Linked DNA regions of Mus musculus: all the other regions are linked to region 1. Evidence: chromatin loops called from intact Hi-C (ENCODE). Cell type or tissue: heart. All regions are shown on one strand.

The links. Hi-C counts contacts between places; a loop is a spot of excess contacts. Peaks named below come from ENCODE experiments on the same cell type or tissue, not always from the same donor. Only the 100,000 strongest peaks of a DNase experiment are listed, where the experiment ranks them.
Region 2: a loop joins it to region 1, with 12 times the contacts of the local background. A loop is called at or near these places in 5 of 42 quality-filtered maps.
Region 3: it touches region 1 in a loop (8-fold over the local background); 2 of 42 quality-filtered maps call a loop at or near these places.

The regions. Positions count from the first base shown.
Region 1 is chr11:48,873,434-48,875,933 of GRCm38, forward strand. No RefSeq gene overlaps it. Among named protein-coding and RNA genes, the nearest start is that of Irgm1, 3.3 kb to the left of the region's middle. In heart, a CTCF peak has its summit at 1,191 (motif pointing right); no DNase peak of the experiment used is centred here; H3K27ac peaks cover 581 bases.
Region 2 is chr11:48,990,996-48,993,495 of GRCm38, forward strand. Tgtp1 (T cell specific GTPase 1) reads right to left here and starts at 1,251. Exons shown (of 2, transcript NM_011579.3): 1 at 1,009-1,251. Gm42074 (a long non-coding RNA gene) reads left to right here. Exons shown (of 4, transcript XR_879821.2): 3 at 601-818. In heart, no CTCF peak of the experiment used is centred here; a DNase peak (open chromatin) is centred at 1,366.
Region 3 is chr11:49,535,676-49,538,175 of GRCm38, forward strand. Olfr1382 (olfactory receptor 1382) reads left to right here. Exons shown (of 1, transcript NM_001011790.1): 1 at 1-447. The coding sequence ends at 447. Among named protein-coding and RNA genes, the nearest start is that of Olfr1382, 1.7 kb to the left of the region's middle. In heart, a CTCF peak has its summit at 1,197 (motif pointing left); no DNase peak of the experiment used is centred here.

The DNA.
Region 1 (2,500 bases):
TCATAAATCTACACACACACACACACACACACACACACACACACACACTTGAGGTCACCGAGCCTACAGAGTCTTGTACTCACTACTGTGCTAGGATAATGAAATCATCTGCTACTTTCTTTGTGACTGAAAAAAAGAGCCCCAGTATTTCTGTCAGGGGTAGTGTAGGTGTCTTAGCTTCAAGCGCAGCACTTGGCTTCTCATGGGCCTTGTTCCTATCTGTGACTCCAACTCACACAGGAAAGGCTTGTCGGCTGCAGCACAGAGGACTCTGACTGAAAGGGCTTTCCTGGTCTCCTGCTCCCACAGGGACAGAGATAGGGCTTCATACGGCTCCTCTCCTCCTCCTCCTCTCACAAAGCACCCACAGAGGCGACTTATCTCCTCCAGCTGTCACAGAGACACACCTCAGTTCTTCAGTATCTGGAATTGCACTTTGACTCGTACAAGGAAACCAAGTAGCTGACAGTTGGGGCTCGGCAAGGATTTTATCCTTTCTGCAGCTGCCCTCTCCAGGCTGTGGCCTGCTATTGGATCCTGGACATGGGAAGTCTTTGCTGCAAAATATATGAGGTATCTCAGCACTCTGACCTCACTCGGAGGAGGTGGTTTCTCTCAGTACTTCATGGCATAATTCGATTGAGGTGAAGCAGTCTTTCTTTATCTTCTTTTAAAAATCACGTGTGTGTGCATGTGTGTGCATGCGTGTGCATGAGTGTGCACATCTTCACAGATTATTTTGCATATGCAGACTAATTGCCTCTCCTTTCTCTGAAGGCATAGAAAGTGGGATATTTTCTCATGTAATATTTTGGTTTTCTAATATTGGACTCACTCTGCCCTGGCTCACATATTTCAGATTAAAAACATTTCTCTCTCAAGGAGCATTAATCTTCTCTAGGGATGAGACTCCTGATGGATTATGGGTTATTATGTAGTCTCAAGTGAAAATGATCAACCCTAAACACTTACTCCTACAAGGAGCACTAAATGGACTCACAGGGTTTTGAGGGTGTGTGTGTGTAACAATACAAATTAAAGAAGAAGAGGAATTTGAGCAGAAGTGGAGGATGTGGGAGAGATTGGAGGGAGAAAGGCAGGTAAGGAAATGGTGTGAATGGAGACTCATGTATGGAAGTCTCAAAAAATTTGACAAAAGAATACATGTGGAAAAAAAACTCTTTCCTAAGCAGCCGCTAGGTGTCACCCTGGTTCCCTTTTCCATTTCCTCTCGCACTACTAGAGCTGCGTAGATAGAGATGGTGATAGAGAAGGCTTCAGTCGTGTGTCTTTTCTGGAGAGTCATCTCTTCACCCCAGATAGAGCAAAGACATTTCCTCCAAGTCTGCCTTAGTCAACCAATAAACAGTTTGGGGTTCTTTGTAGAAGCTTGGGTGATTGAGGGCAGTGACCTCACTGATAAGCCCACCCCAACCTCACCAGGACTCAGGAACACAGCATCCTTGGAAGCTCCTGCACTGGTTGCAGCAGGCACTCCAGAAGGATGGCTCCTCTCTCCCAGCAAGGGTTTACTGCTTGTCTAAGCGTGGGGAAGGGAGTTGTGAGTCTGAGCCTTTGAGCTCAAGGTTCTTGAAGTTTCCTTAGGTTCTTGGGTTTTATAAGCCTCCGTCCTGAAGTGAAGGTACACCATCTTAAGCTGTTCTCTGTCTCTTTCTGTCTCTGTGTCTCTACCTCTCTCTGTCTCTTGTCAGCCATGAGCTGAACAGTCTCCTAAACCACATGCCCCCAAATCCACGAAGCTCTCCCTAAAAGCACGAGCCAAGTGGCCAAGGACTGAACCAACTCTAGCCTTTTCAAACCATGAGTCAAAAATAATTCTTTCTTCCTTAAGTTGTTTCTTTCAGGTATTGTAACCAGCACAAGTTTTACCATGGCTTTGTCATTTTCTCTTATCAAGTCAGGACTTCTGAACTAATTATGGTGACCAAATACAATCTGGTCACTCAAAAATGGTCACTCTTTGATTGAAAACAATCTATTCCCTTTTAAAAAAGATTTATTTATTTTATGTATTAGTACACTGTAGCTGTCTTCAGACCAAAAGAGGGCCTGGGACCCCATTACAGATGGTTGTGAGCCACCATGTGGTTGCTGGGATTTGAACTCAGGACCTCTGGAGGAGCAGTCAGTGCTCTTAACCACTGAGCCATCTCTCCAGCCCTGAAAGAGAATCTGTTCCTGGTACTGGAGGCTTCATTTGGTGACGTGAGAGATCTAGTTAGGGTTCTGCCTCCCCCATTATATGGCTATTTCATTTAGATCACCTTCATGTGTGTGTGTGTGTGTGTGTGTGTGTGTGTGTGTGTGTGTATTTTAGGAAGCATCTACTGGACTAGGTTTCCATACTACCCCTCAAATGACCCTTGGTTTTGATTGTCTCTCCCAGTATTCCTTCCTTGTTTCTCTCTTCCCTCTTCTTCTCCACTTTATTCTCCAATTCCAATCCAAAAAATATTTTAAGTTGATTTATTATTTCACA
Region 2 (2,500 bases), 120 kb after region 1:
CGTGCACACATGCTCACAAGTGGCTAGAGACAGGTGTGTGTAGGTGGTTTTATCACTAGATTAGAAGTGGTTTTTTTGTGTAAGATTTGTAAGAAGATTTTAAATATACCCATTTTAATGATATTTACTTCTGGTTTCCTTTGGCTTAGAGAAATGATTACATTTTCTTTTCAAATCAACTGAACCTTTTAAAACATTTGATATGTTTCAAATTTTAATGTACTGTGTGATATAGTCATTTATTTTCTATCTATTCCATCCACTTTTGTCAATATCATTCAATGTAATTAGGGAATACTTTATGATGTCTAAGTGAAATATCAATTCAAGGTTTTTCTGTTAACTTGGTAAAAATATGAAATATGGTTGCTAAGGTTTGTAAATAGTTTTTAGACACCAAATTCTGGCTTGGTAGTTTCCTACAGTCTTACAGTGCCAACCAATTAAAAATAAATATTTTGGGGTCATGAAAAAAAAAAAAAGAAAAAGAAACTGCTGAATTCATACTATAGTGAAAGTCCAGAATGCATGAAGCAAATTGTTTTGCACACTGCAAGAGAGAAACAGAAAGAACTACAAAAAGGCCCTTCTATGTAACAGGTGACAGAGGGCAGAGGAATCTTTTGAAAACTAGAGGCCCTAACATGATCTGCCAGAGCTTGTCTGTGGCTGTTTCTGATCTGGGACTTTATCTCCATGGGACAAATGAAGAGCCTACAGCACAAACTCCAAGGGCATCTGAGTATCCCAACCTGGCATCTTTCTCCAAGCTTGACTGCTCCAGAAGACAAGCATGGTCCACAAAACACAGGTGGAAGGTAGGGGTTGTCTCCTCTGCTTTGGGATGTTCTGTGGTCCAAAAAATGGCCATTGAAAGATACTCCTGTGCCCAGGATCCTCCCTGAGTACAAACCTGAGCTCTCCTTTCCTGGTGTCAGGACAGCACTCCTCATGCTATCACACATCTTGGATTATCAAACAAGCTGAAGCTAGACACCCTTCACTTACCTCAGCAGTGGTGACCTTGATCTGGTGGCAATAACACTTCTGTGATGGCTTTCCTCTTAGGGAACGTCTTTATCTAAAACTGGAATTCAGATTCAGGATGTTTATGAAGAGAGGACATGAGGTGTGGAGTTCTGGTGTCCCAGGAAGAACTGCACATAGAAAGGAGGAGACCGTGGGATGGACAGTTGGATCTCCCTGAGTTTCTTTGTCCTTACTTGTCCACACACAGCCCTTGCTCTCTACTCTTTTCTGTCTGGATCTGAGCCCTATTTATCTAAACCATCAAAGAGGGGGGCTGTAGTCAGGTAGGTTTCAGTTTCGATTCCTGGAAATGGCTAGTTTGTTGGAACCAAGTGGAAACTCCTCAAATTCTTGTGTAAATAAGGTCACAAAGGTGCCAAGCTGTTCTTCCCCTTTGGATTCCTCTGGGAGAATGCTAACTCATGTGATGGCTTCTACCCCTGGGAAAACTATCCTGGTGTTGGTCTTGGGTTTAGAGGTTTTGCAGCACGACTTAAGTTTTGCTTTAAGTAAATTAGAGCCTTTTTTATTAAAAAGAGATTGGCTTAGACAAATCCAGAGCATTTTCTAGCTAAGGCCCCAGCTATTGTCAGCTAAAGGATTATACAGGAAAAGCCCACAAAGTTCATATTTTGGGTAAATTAACTCATTCTTGTCTGAGTTTGGGTGAGGCTTGATTCTGTACCAGATCTCCAGCAGGTACCATAGCCAACCAGGCAAGCAAGGAAGCAAGCAGGGAGACTGCCAGTAAGCAAAGCTGGTGTCCCAGGAAGAACTGCACATAGAAAGGAGACCGTGGGATGGACAGTTGGATCTCCCTGAGTTTCTTTGTCCTTACTTGTCCACACACAGCCCTTGCTCTCTACACTTTTCTGCCAGGATCTGAGCCCTATTTATCTAAACCACCAAAGAGGGGGGCTGTAATCAGAGTAGGTTTCTCAGAGGAGAAGCAAAAGGAGAGAGGACAGAGGAGAGAACAGAGAGGAGAGAAGATAGGAGAGAGGAGATGAAAGGAGAGGGGAGAGGGGAGGAGAAGGGAGATGGGAGGAGAAGGGAGATGAGAGGAGAGGAGAGGGAAGAGGGGAGAGGGGAGATGAGAGGAGAGGGGAGAGAGGAGTGAGGAGAGGGGAGAGGGGAGAGGAGAGAGGGGAGAGGGGAGAGGGGAGAGGGGAGAGGGGAGAGGGGAGAGGGGAGAGGAGTAGAGGCCAGCCATGAACCCATGAAAAAGAGCAGGGAGGGGATTGGGGAGAGAAGGGACAGAGAGAGAAGAGAGTAAAAGAGTTAGGGTTAGAGTGAGTAAGAGAGTGAGGTGTTGTCAGAGACCATCCCGTGAGAAAGCGAGCCCTTCACAATCTCCCTGACAGGCCAAATGGCCTCGTGATAGGAGCCTGTTGTCACTCCCTCCTCCCTATTCCCTTCCTGGCACCTGAGCCTGTAAAAGCTGAATTATAGTCCCCTCTTCCCTATCTCT
Region 3 (2,500 bases), 660 kb after region 1:
ATGACCATGCCTCTCTGTGGACACCAACTGAATCACTTCTTCTGTGAGCTACCTGTTCTCCTGAAGATGGCCTGTGAGGACACAGGAGGAACAGAGGTCAATTTGTTTGTGGCCCGGGTCATAATCTTAGTGTGTCCTTTACTGCTAATTCTAGGCTCCTATGCTCACATTGCCAGGGCAGTGCTGAACATCAGGTCAATGGCTGGTCGCAGAAAGGCTTTTGGGACATGTGCATCTCATCTCATTGTGGTTGCCATGTTTTATGGCTCAGCCATCTCCACGTACCTCCAACCTGTCCACAGGTATTCTGATAGTGAGGGGAAGTTTGTTGCCCTTTTTTATACTGTAATCACCCCCATGCTCAACCCTCTGATCTATACGTTGAGGAACAAGGATGTGAAGGGGGCTCTGTGGAAGGTGCTAGGGAGAGGCACAGACTCCAGGTAGGAGAGCAAACAAGAGCAGAAAATTATTTAGTATTAGGTTACTGTAAATTAATTGATGTTTACTATTGGAATACATTACTCATAAATGTGATTATAGAATCCATCCTTTTATTTTGGAATTTCCCACTTTTTGCTAATGACATTACTAGTTTATTTTATACTATGGAAATAACATGGAACAAATTCAAGAAATTTTCTTATTTGTACATCCCAGGTAGGGTCAGACTAGGTGGCAAAAGCATTGATTCATCACAGTACCCAACTCCTCAGAGTCCGAGGTTTCAGTTTCTAGAGCAGAATCGTGCTGTAATCACAAGCCTTTACCTTGGAACTCAGGACAGCAGCTCACGCCAGTGTGTGCACTGGACTTATCTCGACCTCCAATGGTCTCAAGGGACCAGATTCAGTGTAGGCTGTGCTTCAGTTGTGGTGTTTGTGGCCATCGGTGTCGCATATGACCAGAGCCTTGTCTTGCTCTGGTTAGTCTACCTAGAGCCAGTGGAATTACTTGCTTCTCATCACAGACCCACTGGTTACAAATGAGGCACTTACTGGGATACGGAGAGGATTGTAGCATGAAAGCAACCTTCTTGGGACTCTGCTCACACTTGCTGAACAACACAGCAGCTGAAGTTTGTAGATCTCTCTGGCCTTGTGTCACCCTCTGCCTCTGAAACACTGACACACACCAGTACTGTGCATTTGGCTAACCTGGGCTTAGCCTGCCATCTAGTGCTGAATAGGCAAAGGTGGCTCCAGACTCAGAGAATGCAAAAATCCTGCTTTCAATGTCTGCAAGAACAATCACAAAGTCAGATCTGAAAGGCTGGAATAACCACCTAGATCTTCAGTTCATAAATGATGTTGCCCAGCAATGCACACAAAGAGCGTTCATGGAAACTCAACTTCTCCTCCCCATAAAGGAATCGATGGAGCAAACACTTGGATGGAGAATTTTAAATAAATGTTTAAAAGAAATGAGTCAACAAATACAGACAGTACAGATATAATGCAGAAACCTAACCACCACCAACAACAACAACTTAGAGAGCCAGAAATAATTCAAAAGTCAAACGGAAGGGCTGGGTTGCAGTTCAGGGGCAGAGGATTTGCGGACTATGCGCAAAGCAAGCTCTGGATTTGAGCCCTAAATCCATAATAAAACAGAAAATCAAGCAGAAATCTTTGAGCAGAAAAGGAAACTAAAGAAGACTGACTCTCCTTCCTCAGCAGCTGTCAGTGATCGCCGCCTTTCTGCTAGGGGTGGGAGCACACAAGGCTCTCCCTCTCTGGGCTGGACTGTTGTCTGGTTTAATCATGTGCAGTTCTTGTACTGACAATGTTTTTAATAAGCAGGAAAACCTATCATTTTATCTTATAAAGGAACTCAGATACCTGGAAACACTGATCCCCAAATGCTTCAGATGAAATTATCCCGGAGCTGAGCAGAGGCAACCCCCTAGAAAACACACATAGTTCTTTCACTCACCCAACCCCCTTATTGTGTGTCATCCTCTCAGACTGGAGGCAGGGGCTTGTAGAATCCTGGAAGACAAAGGAGAAATATAAATCTCCCCTGGTCAGGATCTAACAACAAGCTTAGCTCCTATAGGTTCTACTCATTTTGACTCATCAAAATTTCTGGCAAAATAATTGCAATAGCAGGTTACACAAACACCTTCCATGGTGGGCACTAGTGTGAAGAATTTGAATAGCAGATTTCTTTTCTTTTGTCATTTTCAGATTCTATGTAAGTCCGTATCATTTATACAAAATGCCTGTGTATCCAGGTTTTTCAGGTATGTACTAAACATTATTAGCTTCATTAACATATCTTACCCACATTTCCTTGAAAATACAGAAGTCAATATTCACATACCAAAGCTATCAATGGTTCAAGGCATCCTTACTCATAGCTGGCAAACTGTGGGGATAAGCCAAATGACCATCAGTAACTGCATGGATGCAGATTTAATCTATTCATGAAAGAGAACCTTGTCAATCATGTAAAAGAGCAGCAAGCTGAAGTATGCCACCAAGGACAAACCCTAGAA